2 separate regions of the Mus musculus genome follow, and region 1 is linked to region 2. Evidence: chromatin loops called from intact Hi-C (ENCODE). Cell type or tissue: heart. All regions are shown on one strand. Each heading gives the region's core, and the rest is flanking DNA. Links, peaks and the distances in the headings are about the cores only.

Evidence for each region. Hi-C counts contacts between places; a loop is a spot of excess contacts. Peaks named below come from ENCODE experiments on the same cell type or tissue, not always from the same donor. Only the 100,000 strongest peaks of a DNase experiment are listed, where the experiment ranks them.
Region 1: a loop joins it to region 2, with 2.4 times the contacts of the local background. A loop is called at or near these places in 4 of 42 quality-filtered maps.

Annotation. Positions count from the first base shown.
Region 1 is chr6:65,777,892-65,788,969 of GRCm38, forward strand. It overlaps Prdm5 (PR domain containing 5), which reads left to right and starts at 1,071. Exons shown (of 15, transcript NM_027547.2): 1 at 1,071-1,302. The coding sequence starts at 1,210. In heart, for the core only: no CTCF peak of the experiment used is centred there; no DNase peak of the experiment used is centred there; H3K4me3 peaks cover 615 bases; H3K27ac peaks cover 673 bases.
Region 2 is chr6:65,666,694-65,676,781 of GRCm38, forward strand. It overlaps Ndnf (neuron-derived neurotrophic factor), which reads left to right and starts at 4,918. Exons shown (of 4, transcript NM_172399.3): 1 at 4,918-5,408. It overlaps Gm36144 (a long non-coding RNA gene), which reads right to left and starts at 4,554. Exons shown (of 2, transcript XR_869148.1): 1 at 4,166-4,554. In heart, for the core only: no CTCF peak of the experiment used is centred there; a DNase peak (open chromatin) is centred at 4,968; H3K4me3 peaks cover 2,579 bases; H3K27ac peaks cover 2,261 bases; H3K27me3 peaks cover 989 bases.

The sequences.
Region 1 (11,078 bases), core at 1,381-9,380, 110 kb after region 2:
ATGAATCCATTGACTAGGCTAGAACATTCCTTATACAATCACTTCCCAAAAGTATTCAACACATGAGTTTTGGCGAGACATTACCAAGGACTACATTACAGTCCTTTTAACAGCTACTCTGCTTTCTACTCTGATTTCTATTTTCTGTGATAAAACATTCTGGCCAAAAGGAACTTGGGGAGGAAAGGACTTTTTGGGGGAGAGGACAGGGCAAGAGGCGTATGTTTCCCATCTTGGTCCATCATTGAAAAATGTCAGGGCCAAGAGCTCAAGGCAGGAACTTGGAAGCAGGAGCCAGAACAAAACACTGCTTGCTCCCTATGGCTTGCTCAGCTTGCCTTTTTAAAAGACAACCTAGGACCATGTGACCCAGGGATGTCACCATCTACAATGTGCTAGACCCTCCCATTCCAATCTTTAATCCAGAAAAATGATCCACAGACTTCCTACAGAGCAATCTGATGGGGACATTTTCTCAATTTAAATTCCAGCTTCCCAGAGGGCTCAAGCTTGTGTCAAGTTAACAAAAAAAACCTAACCAGGATAACTGGTCTATTAAGGACTGGTAACCCAGTCTTGTTGAATGGAATGCAAGGCCCGGGGTCTGACTTGAACAAATCTGGTAAGAGGACTTGGTAGTCACAAGCCTTGGAAAGTAATAATCACTTTCCAGAAGGCTCCTCACCATATTACTTAAATACTTATATCCAATTCTCATCTTGAAATAGAGCAGACTCCTTGGCCTCTCCTTAGTTCAACCCTGGAACACTCATCCAGTAAGACTCAAAGGTTTCCCAGACTTTCTGGGTTGGTCTCGGCTGTGGTTAGCAAAAGGCTGTTTTGGAAATGCCAAGGCCTATTTCATTCTGCATCTGAGGAGATGCGGGAACCTCTGCCGAACGCAGAGATGGTGAGGAGGGTCGATGTGGCTACAGGCTCATCCTCATCTCGGAGCTGGAAGCTCCATGGCCTGGGGTTTGAGGCTTCCAGCCGGCGCCACAAACTTTGGGCCAATCAGCGCGGCCCGGTGGCCTGGGCTCCCCACCGCTCCGGCCGCGCCTGCCCCGGCCGAGGAGGGGCCTGGCCGCGGGGAGCCGAGGAGGGAGGTGGGGATTCTGGGAGCCGAGCTCATTTCCTCCTCCCGGCCGCCCCAGGCCCGCACCCCATCTCCACGTGCGGCGCCTCCGGAGCGCGGCCGAGCCACGGAGGATGCTGGGCATGTACGTACCAGACAGGTTCGCCCTGAAGTCGTCCCGGGTCCAGGACGGGATGGGGCTCTACACGGCCCGCCGCGTGCGCAAGGTGGGTGAGCGGCCCGCTCAGGCCGCGCCACGTCCCAGGGCCTGCGGGGAGAACGGGCCTGTAGGGAGCGGGTGTCTGGTTGTCTTTCGCGGCTGTGGCGAGAGGCTCCCATGGGCTGCAGTCTCCCCCAGCCCAGCGCCGGACGGCTCCTGAATTCTGAACAGTTGGCAGCCTGGTCATACCCCTCACTGCTTGTGCAGATGGGCCCTGGCAGCTTGCAGCCCAGTGCAGGCCCGGGAGCCACAGAAGCAGGCCTTCCCGACATTGCCATCCTGGGGGTGGTATCTGGATCTTCGGCCTATTTTCTTTGAGTTTTTGAATTTTATCCTGGCATTGGATCACCTTCCAGAACGGCACAGGCATGGGATCAAGTTAAGCGCAGGTTTCCCTGTCTGTGAGATGACCCACTATAGATGTTGGTTGTTCATTGGAGAGATGTAGAAGACAGGAAACCAGAGCGCTCCAAATCTTAAGTTATAACTTTAGAACATGGTGGCTTGAGCTATTGTGGGTTAGCAGACTTGAAATAGAGGAGTCAGGGCAGAGACATCTAGAGTAAGCAGATCCAAGGTTCACAGAGCAGGGCCAATGCTTGGTACTTTGTCCATATATATCATTTGACTTTACCCCTCAGTACTCTGGGGAACTGTCTTTTAGTTATCATTTAAGAGGTGAGCATAGGAATGCTGCAGTTAACCTGCCAAGTTAACGAATTAAGCTTCAAACCCATGGTTTCTGAAAGGAAAACATATGCTCTTTCTAGAACATTCTGTTATGGAACAACATGTTTATAAACCTTGCCCCTGACACGTTCCCGGCCTCTCCTCGCTGTTTTGATTTTGCCCTGTTAGCAGATACTTAGAAAAGCAGAGGTTCAGAGGGTAGTGTGTGAATGTAGCTCTGGGCTCACAACATGACCTACAAGAAGTTACCATAGGTCAAGTGGTCAAAACAAAACAAAACAACAACAAAAAACAACTCACATATTAAATGTAGACAAACAAAACACAGGAGTTAATACTTCATTCCATTTAGTGATGAGTTGGATAGATATTGCCACATGACGAAATGTCAAAATCAGCAGTCTTGCAAAGCCAAGTATCACCATCATCAAATGACTCCCATGTCCCATTGACATATGCTTCTGTTTAGGTCTTACAGCATGAAAAACCCCTAAATGGACTTTTCCTGAAGGTTTCTGGTGTAACTATAATTAAGAATAATTTTGTGCTCACGAATAGTAGGACACCAGACAGCTGTCCAAAAGTAAGAATTACTGCACAATCCTCCTTCTGCTTTACTCAGACCATTTTTTGGTAGTTGAGCAGGGCATTCTCTTTGACATTTTCATGTCCTTGTGTTGGGAGTACTCGTTGGTGTGGGCTGAAGCATCTTGAGCCATCCTACTGCAGCATTGGTAGGCATTCATCTTCTGCTGCTGATATCACTTAAACAAACCAACAGATTTTCATCCAGATAACATCTAGCATGATGACCACACACAATGTGGCTTACAGAAACCCAGCCTGTTTTTGACAGAGTTGTTATTCTAAGATATGCAATCACAAGCTCACGGAGAGCTTCCCTGATGCCTGTACGGCAGCTGTTTCCTCCCCTGTACTCCAAGGACAAAGCTGAAGCCTCCCAGGCTTGTGAGAAGAAGCTGAGTGTTCTTACACGCCTTACCTATGTCACCACATCTCATCTCTTAATTATTTCCCAAGTCACCCATGTACATATCTCCTGACTATATTTCAAGAGGTCTGAGATGACAACAGCTGTGATTGGAGCTATGTTAAGGACCTCAATTAAAAACTCCTCATGCTCTTCTAAGCAGATTGTGAGGTTTACCACTTTAGACCATGTGTTGCCAACAACAGATGTCATAGCATACTTTTATAGCAGGTGTGCTTATATAATTCATCTGTTTTACAAAGTGATTGAGATTCAAGTTCTTTGTTGATTTGAAAATTCAGACATTAGAATCCAGAATAGGCTTGGGGAAATCTTCCAAGAGCCCCAAGAAAATCCATACCTGTACTTTCTATAGGTTGTTTGAGGTACTTTTTCTGAAGGCACCCCTTATTTCTCTAGACCCACCCCTTTTGAAGCATTCCTTCAGTGGGGCTCTGCAACTGTATCTAGATAATCTGGACCATTGTATACAGAGCAATTTGAGTGACATTTCACCATGTCCTGGTCCTGTAAAGATGCACCCTTGCTCATCATGTACTGGTTATGCTTTACTTTGTTTGCAGGAATCACGGACACGTGATTGTTGAACACGGTAACAGTCCTGCATTAAAGCCTGGCTGTGCGCCTTTAGCAGGGGGAAGAGAAAGTGTGTTTTGGACCAAATGTAAGACAGACTAGGATTTAATAGGTTACAAATAATGACATTTTAAAGAGCATCACGGGTGATCTGTTCTACACATTGTCATGGTGTGGGTGGCCGCACCAGAGATTTATAGCTGCCTCTGAAGTTCCCATGCCTCCCCCACTATCAACTGTCAACTCCTTGTCTCTCAGACCAAGGAGACACTGCTCATGAAAAACGGTTAGTGAAAATAAGTTTAATGCCCAGTTTGTAAAAAATAGAAGAAAAATGTAAAGATAAGTTGAAAGTGTGAAGTTTGGAGGAAAATATATGATTAAAACAAAATAAACCAACCAGCCAAACAAACAAACAAACATGAAACCCAAAAGAGAAAAGCAGGCAGAGGAAAGATTACCATGTTAATACTGGAAGACCAGAATTTGTGTACTAATATGTTTTGCTGATTACTGTTGAAGGTGACCCCTCTAAATGGATTTTTATCTTAGGGCTGAAACTCTGCCAGTAGATGTTTATTACATTTTCTGGCGGCTGATGGTAAGTCACTAATCTGGAAATAGAATCACTGCAGTGACACTGTCCCCCTGTTTGTACAGTCAGGTGTCACCATGGGGACCCAGTGAGGCCTTATATTTCCTGCTGTGATGACAGACTTTTAGAGATACATCAAAGATGCATTTAAAACGATGTTTTCACTGAAACTTTGTATTTTGCTTCTGTGTTGATAACAGCTACCAATAATTAATTTGTTTATAATTTAATATAGCTTGGCTAATGAAACATTTATGAAGCTATTGCGATTGTTAGGAACTATCCGTGTTAGGAGACAGAGGGTGAATGCCAGATAGCGATTGTGCAGCTTTTCTCAGGTCTTACTGAAGCCATACAGCAAAAACCTGCTTCCTAGGTGACACAGAACTGATGCTAGGGCAAGGTCTATCCACACTAAGACGGTTCATCAGATTTGAACTCAGGTCATTCCATGAATTGGGCATCCTTCATGTAAAATTTGAAGTGTCCAAAATGTGAAAATTTTTGTATGGCTATGTGATACCAGAAAGGGAACACAGTTCTGAATGTATGAACTCACCTTCAGACTGTGTAAAGTGCTTATGAAACATGAATTCTCTATTTAGCACACATTTATATATCTATCTGTCTGTATATCTGTAGTTATAGAATACCCTCCCCTGAACTCTGGAATCCAGAACACTTGTTTATTCATAGACCAGATTAGGAATAGTTGGTTGGCTTATACTCTTATCAAAAAGGCATTTTCTCTGTAATCATTAAATGTTAAGTTTGTAAATGCACTCAAACACAAAGATTATTTTTATTGTATTATTTTTTATAACATATAAAAATATGCAATATATGAGAATATATAAAATATAAATATATGCAATATATAATATATAAATTTATAGAAACTTAATACAATAATATATGATAATATATTATTATTTATCTTTAAAATGGGACATTTCTCATTCAGCAGTAGTGTGAATAATTCCTCTAATTTATCTACATTGGCTCGTATTACTATATTTTAGCAGTGTTTTTTTTTTTTTTCCTAACTAGGCCATGTTAACTGTGTAAAATAATGGGTTTTATTGTGGTATTTTCATGCATGGATGTCATGTACTTTGACAACACTCATCTCCTTTGTCCTCTCTTGACCCTGTCTTTCCTCACTGATTTTCACTTTCCTAAATAAACCTGCTTTTATTTTGATGTCTTAGTATTTTTTTTTAATATAGACTTGGCATATGAAAGAACACATGTGATACTCATCTTTTGGGGCTTAGCTTGTTTCATATAGCACTATGGCCTCCAAATTCCATTGATTTGCCTACAGATTATATAATTTCAATATGCATGGCTGAATGAAAAACTCCATTGTTTGTGTAGATGTGTATAATTAATTAATTAATATGTCAAATTTTCATCATTTATGTCTCTTTCTTTTAACATGCAGACTGGTGCCATAACTTGGGTAGTATGAACAGGTCTTTTATGGTGATTGAAGATATTCCATAGTGAAGATGTGCAATATTATTTCTTTATGGCATATTGCACAGTCATTTAATCACTATATGCCAGGGTCTATCCTAGACACTTGACTAGACCAGTGAAGAAAATGAATATTCTGGCTCTTGAGCAGCTTCATTATCCAGTAGGCAAATGTTATTGTATACTAGAACTTGATAAATACTATAGGAAAACAGTGGGGGTAGGGCTGGCTCTGGTTGGCTGGGAAAATAATGAGGAATGTTATAAATTAGGTATCCTAGCTAGTTTTCATTAAGGCGAGATTTGAACAATGGCATGAAGGATTGTAGGAAACCAGCCAAATATATTTCCAGGGGAAGAACATTCTTGCTAGGGAACAAGTTAGTCTGAAATCCTGAGACAGGCAAACTTGCTTTGCCTGTTGGTTTCCAGGGAGATTAGTATGGCATTCCAGGAGTGAGCTAGGGCAGGTCCTCCAATACCTTAAGAAAGGGAGGGTATTTGAAGGAGAGCCACATTTCCTAGAGCATTTCATGCAGCTGAAGACTGGCATTGATTTAAATGTATTGGAGACCTACTTGTCGAGGAGGGCTGTGTGTTTATCAAGGATAACTCTGGCTGCAGCTTGGAGTATAACACTGTCATGGGAAAACTGTAGAAACAGTGATTTACTAGGATTTTCTTGGCTGTAACCAATGGGGGCAATGAGATTCAGACTAAGTGACAGCTCTGACTGTATTTTGAAGGCAGAGGGGACAGAATATGGTAGAGTGAAAAAGAACAGGAAGGATAAAGGAAGTTTCCAGTGGCTTAGCCTGAGATCTTGAAAGGACTGAACTGTTAGTCAATAACTGAGATGAGGCATTTGTGTGGAGCAAGGTTGAAGAGATGGATGGTGAGTTGAGTAGCGTGAGTTCCATTCATTTCAGGCTTGTTTATTTTTTTCTTAGGTATTTTCTTTATTTACATTTCCAGTGCTATCCCAAAAGTCCCCCATACCCTCCCCCACCACTCTCCTACCCACCCACTCCCACTTCTTGGCTCTGGCATTCCCCTGTACTGAGACATATAAAGGTTGCACAATCAATGGGCCTCTCTTTCCACTGATGGCCGACTAGGCCATCTTCTGATACATATGCAGCTAGAGACACGAGCTCTGGGGGGGTGGGGGTATGGGGAGGAAGGAGGGTACTGGTTAGTTCATATTGTTGTTCCACCTATAGGGTTGCAGATCCCTTTAGCTCCTTGGATACTTTCTCTAGCTACTCCTTTGGGGGCCCTGTGATCCATTCAATAGCTGACTGTGAGCATCCACTTATGTGTTTGCTAGGCCCAGGCATAGTCTCACAAAAGACAGCTATATCAGGGTCCTTTCAGCAAAATCTTGCTAGTGTATGCAATGGTGTCATCATTTGGAGGCTAATTATGGGATGGATCTCTGGATATGGCAGTCTCTAGATGGTCCATCCTTTTGTCTCAGCTCCAAACTTTGTCTCTGTAACTCCTTCCATGGGTGATTGTTTCCAATTCTAAGAAGGGGCAAAGTGTCCACACTTTGGTCTTCTTTCTTCTTCAGTTTCATGTGTTTTGCAAATTGTATCTTATATCTCAGGTATACTAAGTTTCTGGGCTAATATCCACTTATCAGTGAGTACATATCATTTGAGTTCTTTTATGATTGTGTTACCTCACTCAGGATGATGCCCTCCAGGTCCATCCATTTGCCTAGGAATTTCATAAATTCATTCTTTTTAATAGCTGAGTAGTACTCCATTGTGTAGATGTACCACATTTTCTGTATCCATTCCTCTGTTGAGGGGCATCTGGGTTCTTTCCAGCTTCTGGCTATTATAAATAAGGCTGCTATGAACATAGTGGAGCATGTGTCCTTCTTACCGGTTGGGACATCTTCTGGATATATGCCCAGGAGAGGTATTGCGGGATCCTCCGGCAGTACTATGTCCAATTTTCTGAGGAACCGCCAGACTGATTTCCAGAGTGGTTGTACAAGCTTGCAATCCCACCAACAATGGAGGAGTGTTCCTCTTTCTCCACGTCCTTGCCAGCATCTGCTGTCACCTGGATTTTTGATCTTAGCCATTCTGACTGGTGTGAGGTGGAATCTCAGGGTTGTTTTGATTTGCATTTCCCTGATGATTAAGGATGTTGAACATTTTTTCAGGTTCTTCTCAGCCATTCGTTATTCCTCAGGTGAGAATTCTTTGTTTAGCTCTGTGCCCCATTTTTTAATGGGGTTATTTGATTTTCTGGAGTCCACCTTCTTGAATTCTTTATATATTGGATATTAGTCCCCTATCTGATTTAGGATAGGTAAAGATCCTTTCCCAATCTGTTGGTGGCCTTTTTGTCTTATTGACAATGTCTTTTGCCAAACAGAAGCTTTGCAATTTTATGAAGTCCCATTTGTTGATTCTTGATCTTACAGCACAAGCCATTGCTGTTCTATTCAGGAATTTTTCCCCTGTGCCCATATCTTCGAGGCTTTTCCCCACTTTCTCCTCTATAAGTTTCACTGTCTCTGGTTTTATGTGGAGTTCCTTGATCCACTTAGATTTGACCTTAGTACAAATAGATAGGAATGGATCATTTCGCAATCTTCTACATGATAACTGCCAGTTGTGCCAGCACCATTTGTTGAAAATGCTGTCTTTTTTCCACTGGATGGTTTTAGCTTTCTTGTCAAAGATCAAGTGACCATAGGTGTGTGGGTTCATTTCTGGGTCTTCAGTTCTATTCCATTGGTCTACTTGTCTGTTGCTATACCAGTACCATGCAGTTTTTATCACAATTGCTCTGTAGTACAGCTTTAGGTCTGGCATGGTGATTCCACCAGAGGTTCTTTTATCCTTGAGAAGAGTTTTTGCTATCCTAGGTTTTTTGTTATTCCAGATGAATTTGCAGATTCCCCTTTCTAATTCGTTGAAGAATTGAGTTGGAATTTTGATGGGGATTTCATTGAATCTGTAGATTGCTTTTGGCAAGATAGCCATTTTTACAATGTTGATCCTGCCAATCCATGAGCATGAGAGATCTTTCCATCTTCTGAGATTTTCTTTAATTTCTTTCTTCAGAGACTTGAAGTTCTTGTCATAGAGATCTTTCACTTTCTTACTTAGAGTCACACCAAGGTATTTTATATTATTTGTGACTATTGAGAAGGGTGTTGTTTCCCTAATTTCTTTCTCAGCCTGTTTATCCTTTGTGTAAAGAAAAGCCATTGACTTGTTTGAGTTAATTTTATATCCAGCTACTTCACTGAAGCTGTTTATCAGGTTTAGGAGATGTCTGTTAAGTAAGTGTGACATGTCAGACGCATTGAGATGAAAATATACTCGCCCTGTTCTCCCTTTTAGAACAATAAAAAACAAAAAGGGTCATTGTTATTTACTCTGCTAGTTACTTTTTTTGTTAGAAAACATCATGTGCAGTAGTGACTTATGGAAGGAATTTATTTTGGCTTATAGTTCCAAAGATAGAGTTCATAATGGTGGCAGGCAACCAGAGCAGTACACTTTGAGATGCACACGGGAGGCAGAGAAAGTAAACTGTAAGTGGAATAAGACTATATATTCTCAAAGCTCACCCTCAGTGATGGATTTCTTATACCAAAGCTACACCTCCTAGAGGTTCCACAGCCTCCTCTAACATTGCCACCAGCTGGGTACCATGAGCTCAAGTACACGAGTCTATGGGTGATATTGTTCCTTCAAGTTATCACATTTGACTCCTTGGCACCCATAGGCTCATGGCCATCTCATGGTGCAAAATGGATTTAATTGACTGTCAAATTTCCCATAGTCTCTAACACTCTCAACATGTTCAAGAGTTCAAAGCCTAAAGATTCCTCTGAAACTCAAAGCAACCTCTGAACCATGGATCCCTGTTAAATTAAAAAAAAAAAGAAGTTATTTATTTCCAATATATACTGACAGAAAGAATAATGAAGGTATAGTGAGGAAATACTGGAATAAAGTAAGACCAAAATTCAGGAGAGCAAATATCAAATCCTGTAGCTCTAACTCCACTGTCTAAGACTTTGGTTTTAAAGGTGTTAGATGGCTCTACCCCTTCCAGCTTTGCTGCCTGCCGCATGCATCTTTTCTTGTGCTTGTTCCACTGAAACTCAGGCTTAGCCTTCATGTCTTTATGTAATGGCATCTTATGGCCTCCTGGGTTCTGAGAGCGTTCTTGAAAGGACTCTGACCCTGTCTAGACTCTGACCTCATCTCAACAGCTCGTTTAAACCATAGAGGTCGAATCTCCAATCCCTCCCTTTTGCATTTTTCATGTCTACCAAGACATTTCCTCATAAACAATAAGCTATTTTCCTATAGATAACAATGCCATGTTATCTCTACTTGGGATGGACGTTGGCTCCCTTAAACTTTACATTAGTGGTAGGTTTTGCATGGTATACCAGTTTCTGGGAACATTAAACCTCTTAGGCTTTCTCTTTTCATATGTTATACAGTCATCTGCATGGGATCTTGCCCTGTGAGCACCTTCCTTTTGATCTAGTGCAGAGCAGGCTTCTCCTTAATGGTACTAATCTCTTTTAACCTGCACAGCCTCTTCTCAAGCATATGTCTAGGGTACAGCATTAATCTTCCTAGTGCTAATTTTTTCTCTACAATCTATATTTGGTATTTTTCTTCCCCACTTGCTCCTTTTCATTGTATCAGAGCGATCAGTAATATCCATACCATAGACTAATCATCATACTGTCTGGAAATGGCTTCCACCAAAGAAATAATCCTTTCAAATTTAGCCCTGTTCAAGTTCTTAGGGCATGGGGAAAGGCAGTCATATTCTTTACTAAAATATTAGGACTGGCCTCCAGTTAAGCTGCTAATATGTGATTCTGAGATTTCATGAGCCAGGCCACTACTGTACACATGACTCTAGTACTACCATCCTAGTTCAATTTAGTTAATGGATTTTTACAGTTTTTCTTATTAAACTGTGTGTGTCATTTCCCCTTTGAATCTGTATATGGAAGTTGTTGTTCTTTTACCTTGGATGGTTTAAATGACTTTCAGTGTTTTTTATTTGTTTTTCTACTAGGTGGATATTTTATCAAGTCTCATTTGATTGTTTATATGGATTGATGCTGTTTTATAGAGGACATTTTAATGTAACTGGAAATCTTGCCAGGTCTCTTGGTTTGTCTCTAAAGCTCAGAGAGTTATTAGAGTATGTCTAAGCTCTAATCCCACCTTGCTGAATTACTCTTAAGTCACCAAGAGTGAGTGATTCTGATGACACTTAATTAATATGGGAGTAACTTGATGTTACTTCATGTAGGTATGAGAGATTCCAAGGTCACCTGACAAATTGAGTACCGCTGAGATTACCTAGCCTGTTACTCCCTCTGGGAATGAATGAGACCATTTGATCTGCAGAGGCA
Region 2 (10,088 bases), core at 1,661-9,660:
AGAGTACTCAAATGACCATTTAAGTCTGACAGAACTGTGGAGAATGGGGTTGCAGCCCCTGCCACAGAGACAGTGTATGGTACTTGAGACATGGAGACTGAGTGCACGAACAGGCGTGACATCTGCCAGCAAGACCAGGAGTAAGCCTCTCTTTTATCCATGCTCCAAGGCTTGGAGAATGGTTTGAATTTGCCTTCCTGTCCCACTGCCCCTCCCAGCAACCAGAGGAGAATGTCAATTGTTACACTGTAAAGACTTGAGTTTCTTGAAGGCTGTACTTGCATTTGGTGGGTGGGTAACCAATGTGTTATATGATTATGTCTGAAATGATGATGCCCCAACCTTGAAGACCTTACAATCCACTTTTGTGACGTGACTGTTTCTTATGCCGTGGTCTTTTTCACTTTACAGTGGACCTTAGATCATGGAATAGAATTGATAGAGGGCCTAGAGGAGCTCAAGTTGCATGAGTTATCTTTATCAATATTCTATATTTCATGAGTCAGAAAATTTAAAATATTTATTTCAAAATAACTTATAAATAAACTCAAGCAACCTCTGTAAAACAACCATATTTTCCAAAGAAAACAATTTAACAAAAAAGACATTATTTTTTGTTGTTTAAAAATCTCTTTAATGTCTGTGTACTAGAAGATAGTGGGTGTTGCATATCCTTTCCATATACAATCTTTTCAGTGGTTACTTTTGTTTGAAGTAAGTGAGGAAATTCTAGTTTTGTACAGATATACAGTTAGAAAATTTTTTTTAAAAATTAGTAACTTCTTCAATAACTCAGGGTATTCTTTAGTGTGACACCAAAACCCAGTGAGGACTAGTCCCTTTAACCTGATCATTGTAGTGTAAAAAAAACATGAAGCTGCTTCACTTAGCTGCTAATGCTGTGTTACATTGAAGCCTAGTGATTTATTTTATGCTTTCAAAGGCACTTTAACTCAGGGATTATTCTGGGATGCATCCTTTAGAAAATACTGGCTCCCCGTTTTATGCAAATCTTGCAAACAGTGATACATTTTGTTACACTGAACCACCTCAGTTTCAGTACAGAGAGCTATCAGGTTCACTGGGACTGACTCAAGCTCTCTAAATGTTTAGATTTTGTTTTCACTGAAAATAGATGCTACTTGTTATTACCTTGGAGAGACAGGCTCTTCATTTGAAAATACAAACCAAAACGGCACAGAATGTTTATCAGTTATTCTTTAGGTCCATATTTCATGCAAAAAGCAGCTAGGGCAGTTCACAACTCAATTATTCAAACACGTCATTTCAGGGTAGATGATGTGTGTACGTTAGTGTGCGATGGAAGGGCTTATATGCACTGTCTAGTTTGCCCCATGGAATATTAAAAAGAAATAGAGATGAAATTTCAATAAATGAATAATTTTTGTTGTTTTATCAAAGGCATCCTTAACAGTAACTGACATTTTGACAATGAAACTGAAATAACCATGAAAAACGTTTCAGGGCATTGCTTCTTTCAGTTGTGTGCTCATAGATGTCCCCACCAGGGTCTTGGTGTGGTTAGTACCAACATCACTCATGACAAATGGCAAATCAGTATCTCACAACTGACCTGAAAATAGTCTCCCCTGATAGGAACCTAGGACACCTCTGGGGCACTGTGCCTAAGATACAGGCTTGAATTAGGAGTCCTCCCAAATGAACTTAATGTCATCTCTGAATTTTCCAATTCACTGAATATGAATTTTGTAATTTTACAGTAAATGTGGGCAGAAATAAGCAAGTGATTTAATATGTAATACTATTCCATGAGACATATGTTATAAATTGTTCTATTTTTATATTCTAAAAACATTAATGTTCAGAAAATGTTTTGCTCTATAATGAAAAGTTTTCAAGACTAGAACTAAATATTACTGTCAGTCTAAATAAGATCTATAGTATTCAAGAAAGGGAGGGACCTTTGATGAAATGCCTGACAATAGGGAGAGGGAACTTATAGAGCCCACCTCCAGCAGGAAGACAGGACATCAAGTGATGGATGGGGTAGCCATCCCACAGTCTCAACTCTGATCCCTAATTGTTCCTGTCTGAAAGAATTACAGGGATGGAAATGGGAGAGGAGTCTGAGGAAAAGAAGGTCCAGAGACAGACCCAAAGTGGGATCCAGCTCAAGTGGAGGTCCCAAGGCCTGACACTATTACTGAGGCTATGGAGTGGTCACAAAAAGGGACCTATCATGACCACATTCCAGAAGACCCAATAAGCAGCTGAGTCAGATGCAGATATTTGCACCCAACCAATGGACAGAAACTGCTGGCCTTTATGGTTGAATTAGGGGAAAGCTAGAAGAAGCTGAGGAGGAGGGCAACCCTATAGAAGGGCCAGCAGTTTCAACTAACCTGGACCCCCAAGATCTCTTTAACACCGGACTACCAACCAGGCAGCATACACCAGCTGATATGAGGCCCCCAACACATGCACAGCAGAGGATTGTTGGGTCTCTGTTCAACCAGAGATGATGTACCTAACCCTCAAGAGACTGGAGACCTCAGGGAGTTTAGAGGTCAGGTGGGGTGGGGGTGGGGTGGGAAGTGGGGACATCCTCGTGGAGACTGGGGTGAGGAGAAGGTACAGGATATGGAGCAGTCAGAGGGTGGATAGGGGAGGAATAAAATCTGGAGTGTAAAAAAATAATAGTAATTAAAAAAAAAAAAAAGGAAAGAAAAGCAAATGACCGTAAATGATGGTGAGTTTAGGAAAGGAGAACTCTGTTCATCACTGGCAGGATTCTTCTCGCTATTTCTGTAACACTAGTGTCCTGGCGTGATCATTCCTCTGTCTTTTTACTTCCTTCTTCCTCTCAGACTTGTAAAACACCTGAATGCTGATAACCCCAGATTCCAGCCTGACCTCTCTCAAAAGCCTTCCTCCCTCTCCAGCTGCCAACACAATGTTGAATTCAGACATTATCAACACCCTTGCTCCACAAACGTAAAGCAGAAAACATGACCATGTATACACACAAATATATATGCATTTATCTATTTCTACCTGTATATTTCTATCATCTCTATACCTTTCTCTATTTCTTTGTATTGTTTCTCCTTGCTAGTGGCACCATGGCCTGTCTTGTGCCACCCAGAAAACTTAGAATTAACCCTTTTCTTCCACCTTCCTATAAGGCTTACTAACCCCCTGTCAGCAAATTCTAAATGTATCTGAAATGGCCCCAGCCACTCAGCTTCATTGGTTGAGACCTACTTTTGTTTCTACCTTGCAGAAGTTTCCTCACTATTAAGTCACTCTTATTTGTCTTCCTAAGAGGTATCAGAGTGACCTTTCTAAATGTGTACCCAATGACACCAACCTTATGATCTGCTTCCTCTTAACAACTTTAATCATTTTCCAAACAACAGTAACTTTCAGAAGTTCTGCCTCCCTGAGCCTGGAGCCTGGGGTGGGAGGCCTTGCTCACTGCACCTGCAATGCAGCCACACCTAACTTCTCCCTGTTCCCAGGGCACCCACGTACTCTGACAAGTTTCAGCCTCTTCATTTACTTCTCTGCAGAGTGCTCTCCTCCTTCCCCTCCTCCATCCTTATTTGCCTGGACTCCACCATACTCCAGAGTTCTGCACTGAAATCTGTATCCCAGCACCTTCTAAGCCTTTTATGGCGTTTACTAAACTATGTCACAGCATGGAAGCATTTAACAAACCCACCTAGAGTAGTAGTGGACCCCCTAGCAGCAGAACTTTGGAAAGTGGGCTGAACTGCTGTCTGCAAGATGCTTGCTTTTCAAAGGCATTTAACAGAAAGCTTATAGTTATAAATGAGGGTTCGATAAGGTTGAATTTCATCTTATCTTTGCTTTGGTGACAATGGAAGTAGATAAGTGTTTTCATGTTTTCAATACAGACACTATTAATGAATCCTGTGTAGTATATTCTTAGAACTTGATTCCCTAAAAGCCAGAGTCTGAAGAAAGAAAGAAAGAAAGAAAGAAAGAAAGAAAGGAAGGAAGGAAGGAAGGAAGGAAGGAAGGAAGGAAGGAAGGAAGGAAGGGAAAAGAGACTTGCTAGTCTAGATTCTCAGTCACGAAAATGAGATTTCTAAATATTACTCCATACCCATACACACACCCAGGCTCAGGCCAGGTTGCTAATTAAGCAAGTTCTTACCATAATTACCTAGTCAGCCTTAATGGATTTCCAAGTTTTGCTGGGCCTCACTGGTCCTGTAGGGTCATTTTTTTTTCAATTGTTAAAACAGCTGCTGAGTTTCAAGCCCCAGAGGCTGAATTTGCAGAGGCAAACGCTCCAGAGTGAAGGCTGGGGCAGGCGGTCTGCGAGAGTCGCCTTCTACGCTTGCTTGCTCGCTCGCTCGCTTCCTCCAACCTCCAGTCTTCCAACTGAACACTCCAGATCACTAACCAAGCTCAGAGTTCCTCTCCATTGTGCTCCCCGGCTTCTGGACACTGAGATGGTCCCCCGTGCGCGTCTAGTCGTGCATCATTGTTGGGGGTCTCAAAGGCGCCCTCCCACCCCTCTCCCCATCCCCGGTGGCAGGGACCTAAAGAAAGCAATGTGTCCTGTGACACCACCCCCCACCCCCCCAACCCCCACCAGACTGCAACCCCACGAGGGTCTTGTGTGAGGAGTACTTGGTCGTTGGACCGGAATGTATGCGCGAGAGAGGCAGCAAAGGAACGTGTGTGTGTGTGTGTGTGTGTGTGTGTGTGTGTATGTGTGTGTGCGTGCGTGTGTGTGTGTGTGTGTGTGTGTGTGTGTGTTGCACGCTGGCGCGCAGCGGGAGAGAGGGCGCGAGGCACGAAGGGGGAGCGGCGGGCAGAGGAAGGCGGGGCAGCGGGCAGCGGCGGGCGGGCTGGGAGGGGCAGAGGCTCAAGCTCTGCAGTGACACCAGGAGCCAGCGCACACTCCTTGCCCGGAGCGGCGAGAGAGCAGAGCTTAGCGAGCCGCGTATGAGCCGCCGCCTCTGTGGCTGGTGCACGGGGCTCTGTCTCTGCAGCCCGCGCCGGCGTTTAGCGAGCCAGTCGTCCGGCAGTGCCAGCTCCACGGGCGCGTTCAGTATCCTCCCGCCACCCAGCGCCCGCACTGACCAGCGCTGTCCTGAGACCCCCGGGCCGGCGCCGCCGTCTGCGCCACTTCGCAGCAACTTCTGCGGCTGCGTGTCGCCGGCCTTCTGCTTGTGTTGGAAGTTTGCAGCGCCCGCCACAAAGTTGGGACACTTGGGCATTACATTTGCCCTAGCGTGCACGTCCCCTCGGTTCGTGGATCCTGGTATTTGACATCTTGGTAGGATCCCCGGACCTGGGCTTTTTCCGCACCACACACCCCCCGGGAAGAAGAAAAAAAAAACCAACCAAACTTTCTTCTTCCCACTAGAAAAAACAAATTCTTTAAGGTAAGGAGCAAGATCGAATCTCACCTCCCCGGGCGCCTTCTTGCGCCGGTGCGGACCTGGCCCGACTGCATTTGCATCTAAGGGCTGGTTTATGGTCGGGGTTGAGGTGCATCCTCACACAGGGAAAGGAGCGACCAGAGACTCTCTAGAACACGGACGTGGGCAGCTCTCACTGAGTTGGTCGGTCTGTGGCTGGGTCTCTGATGTATTTGGTGGGCAGACAGCGGCAGTGCTGGGGAGGTGGACACGCTGCATCGGGCTGGAGTGGAACCCCGGAACCGCCCGCTTTATCCTAGCCCTGACTAGACACTGACTTTGGCCGGTTGGCGGTGGGCTCTTGCTTCTCTCCCCGGGTTCAAAGTCCTCCATATGTGCTAGTTCTGCGGGACTGGGTGTTGGGGCGGGAGGTGTTCGGGGGCACTAGCGTGGGTCTGCGAAGCTTACAGGACTCGCGGAGTGGAGCACGGAGGTGGGCTCCATGCAGACGGTGGCTGCTCGGCGGTGGAAGGAATCTTCTGGGACTAGCCCAGCGACCCCGCGCTTTCTCCTCATTTGTCCTCTGCCACGCAGACCAGCATCCTTAGAGAAACTTCCCTAAGCTGGGTGGTCTAGGTCCCGCTCATACTTTCCGAAGCTTAGCAGAGTAGCTACGGAGGTCCGGACACCCTCCTTCCACCACAGCGGCCACCCTGTGTGGTGACCTCTCCAGTGTGTGTGTGCCGGCCGGAGCTCTCTAGTCCGAGCCACCTTTCTCCTTGTCGCGCGGGCAGGGAGCCTGCGGAGTTAAAGCGCTAGCTTACAGACCCGCTCCGCTCTTCCCTGGCGGGCGCTTCGCAACTGTGATTTGGTGTGCTCTTTCATTTTGTCGCTCGAGCTTCATTCTCAAACTCTCTTCCCCGTCCCAGGCCGAGGTGTGAGAATTCTTGAAGTCGGTCGCTCCAGCTGCAGAAGGGTGGCTCGGAGCTGGCTCACTCCAATCCCACAGGTCACCACCCTCCTCCTTGTCCCTGCAGGGCGCTGTCCATTATTTGCTCTGGGGACCGTTAGCTCCCTGAAACCAAGACCTGGAATGGGAGAATAAACCTTTAAAAGTCTCTGATATATATAAACAGAGTTCTTTTAAGTAACTTGGGGTGGCAGTTTGTTTACTTCTTTTAGTCCCGCTAAATCCCAAGGAATGCTTTATTTGTTTATTTGCCTTGAGCTGAGGGGTCTCCAACACATAACCTTCTCATTTTCTCTCTACCCCTCTCCCTACTTGCTTTGTGGCCCGCTTTTTCGTTTTTTTGTTTTCTTGTTTTGTTTTTGAGAAGGGGGTCTCCACACCTCCCCATCTCCTCCTGCAGGGTTTCTAAGTGCCTTTGAGACACTTGGAGGGGGGTGTTAATCAATGGTAATAAATAGGACCCCCCACTCCATTTCCTGAACCATTTTAAGCAAGTAAAATCCTCTGCGAGCTCAAAGAAGTGAAGATAAAACAGATAAAACATCCCTCCCTCCCGAGGGAGCAGTTACTGAGGATTGGATGCTGCGTTTGAATTGTTTTATTATCCTGAAAGAGTGATTGATGGATGCAAGAGGCAATGCGCATTCTAAGCAGAGTGTGCTAGGAACCTTCGGTATTTATTATTATTCATTATTAAGTATTAAGAGTGCTAATAAGGCCATCACCCCAGCTGAAGTCAGTGTTTACACTCACTTGGTTTTATGTCAGTCTCTTATTACAGTGGTTTCTGAAAGGGCCAACACCACAACTGTATTCATTCCACACACTCATTCCGCATATGGGATTAATCAAACTGTCAAAAAAGATACTGTCGTTTTACCAGTTTTAACTTGGGATGTTGTAGAGGGCTGCAACCCTATGAAATGTCATTTTCATCGCTTTGACTTTTCAGAGTTTAAAAAACTTGGCAACATAATTAATTATGGTCCCAATTCCCATTTTCAATCTAAACCTATATTCAGGATTATATTAAAATATCTTATCACTCATTTGCTAAAAGCTACTCTTGTGAAATTACATTCCAATTTGGGAGATGGTGGAGCAACTGGGAATGTGCCCCCCCCCCACCACCACCAAGTTAGAGATTAGTACTGTTTCAAATTTCCATCAAAAGCTCTTCTTCCAAGGGTTGGAGTGATGTCTCAAAGGTTAAGAGCTTTTAATGCTCTTGCAAAGGACATCAGTTCTAGTCCAGCAGCTACAGAGATCAACTCATAACCCACCCCCCCACCCCTGCAAATCCAGCTGTGGTTGGCACCTGCACTTCAGTGCCTGCATACTCATGCACAAGTGGCGGGCAGACACACACACACACACACACACACACACACACACACAAGAGAGAGAGAGAGAGAGAGAGAGAGAGAGAGAGAGAGAGAGAGAGAGAGAGAAACTTTAAAACTCCTCTTCGTCACTTAGAGCCATTGTTCATTTCTTCTCTACATAGCTCTTTCCTGACTGTCCTTAATCTTCACCATACACTTGAAACCCAACAGCTTGCAACTTTGTATTCCTATTTTCATTTTTATATCAGAATCTTTTATTCATTAAAGTTTTATGTCAAAGAATCAGGCAGAAATATTCTTTTAATTAGTAACCATATAAAAAAGAAGCTAGACCTCTGTAATGGGCCTAAATCGTTATGAATTATATGTGCTTTATTATGCATTTATTTAAGTAGAAATAAAAGTATCCTTTAATCACTTGAGCACACAGCTTTTATCTCTGAAGATGTAACAAAATGTGTAATTGCAAACCATCCTTGTATGAACAAGGGATGCCTGGCTTTTATTTTATTTGTACTAGGTCTTAGCATCCATGTGCTAAACTATGAATCTTAGAGAAAAAAAAACTCACATCATAATTTTATCATGTGGTGCAAGGGAACGTAACATCCCAAGCAGATGAAACAGGCCATCTTCATGTAATTTAGGGACTTTCCAGTGACATCACGAATTTGGCCTTTCTGACTTTAGGCTTTCTTATATGGACTTATTGAAGTGGACTCTGCTTGTGGTGGGGAAAACCATGTAATTTAAAGCTCTAACAAATTATGTGCAATGTAAGAAAGGTCTCAGTGTTGGTTTCTTAGCAGTTCTATTGTGCCTCTAACCAGAGGTCAGAATGATCTATCTGTTTTAAAGCTGGCTGTATCAGTCTCACTATGGTGAGAACGGAAGCTTTTCAGGTTAACATAAGAACAGATTTTGAGTAATTAACAGAAAATGTGAATGCCATGTGAATCCCACATAATTGCACAGATTCTATTATTGTTGTGTCTCATCATCAGTTTCCCTGTGATGAGATGGTTGATGCTTTCTCATAAGTGTTCATTTTCTCACTGTTTTCTTGTCATGTCTTATTGAAGGAACTGTGAGCCCCAGAAGCACACAGTTACAGAACAGCCCCTGCTAAGCACCAGGAAGAACATACATGCACAGTTCCTGTACTGCTTCAATTGCAAGCACAACCAACACTAAGTCACTAAGCCACTATGTTCTCTCAGTTATTTTGGAGTGATTATTCTAAAACATATAATTTGTCCATCCTCTGTTGGCTCATTCCCTGGTTAGTAGACACAGCACAGATGAGTTGTTTAAAAAGTAACAACACAAAGCAGTGGCTTCAGAACTAATTTTAAAGCACAACTCTCCCAGTATTTAAATATTCCCTTAATAAGCATTCTATATGAAGGCTAGTGAGACGTCTCAGTGACTAAGAACACTTGTTGATCTGGCAGAGGACCAGGTTTCAGATTCCAGAACCCATCTAGTGGCTCACAACTGTCTGTGATTCCTTGTCCATGGAATCCAATGCCTTCTTTTGACCTCTGAGGGCAGGAGTCACATATGTGGTGTGTATACATATGTGTGGACTAAAGTTTCATACTCATAAAATAAATACAGATAAAAGTACTCTGTGTTTTATGCTCTGGAGTCCAGATAGTTTTTATTCCCCCCCCTATATATTAAAAGTGATTTTAAAAGACAAATAAAATAACAAGATGTATAGAGTCAAATTCCTTTGTTGATTTCCATCTAGGAAGAAGACTAAATTCAGGAAATTCAGTAGTTTGCTGTACTACACAGTAGCACATGGACCATAACCTCAGAGTGCGGAGCACAGTATTGCAGTGTGTTTGTGCACATTGACATATCTTTTGACACATTGAAAATATCACCTGGCACTTGCAAAGAGGTCCATAGTGGCCTGCTCACCTCTTCAACACCAAATTCGGAGACACCAGACCTGTATCTTTCCTCTCCCTTTCCAGGCTAATAAAAAAGCTGCCAAGACCAACTCCACAAATATCACTCTTCTGAAAGATTTGAAAAGCATAAATTGTATATGATACAATTTAAAAAAAAATTTTTTTAAAAATGCTTCTTTTGCCCTTTAGAAATTAAGAGTAGAAAATTTGATGGGTGCAGAGAAAGGGGAAGCATAGCTCTGTGTCCTCATCCTGTTAGGATGAAGGAACAGGTCTGAGTAGAGCACCGCTGAACACTGGGCCTTGCAACAATGCCACTGTTGCTAAGGAGCTCATGGAGCAAGGCTCCATCTAAGCTTCACTTTAAACCTGTGGTCCTCAGTGCTGTGACAAAAGCAGGAAGAGCTCAGGGTTAAATCCTGTTATTCCTTCCACCTTTTGGAAATAGATTTTAGGTAATTGG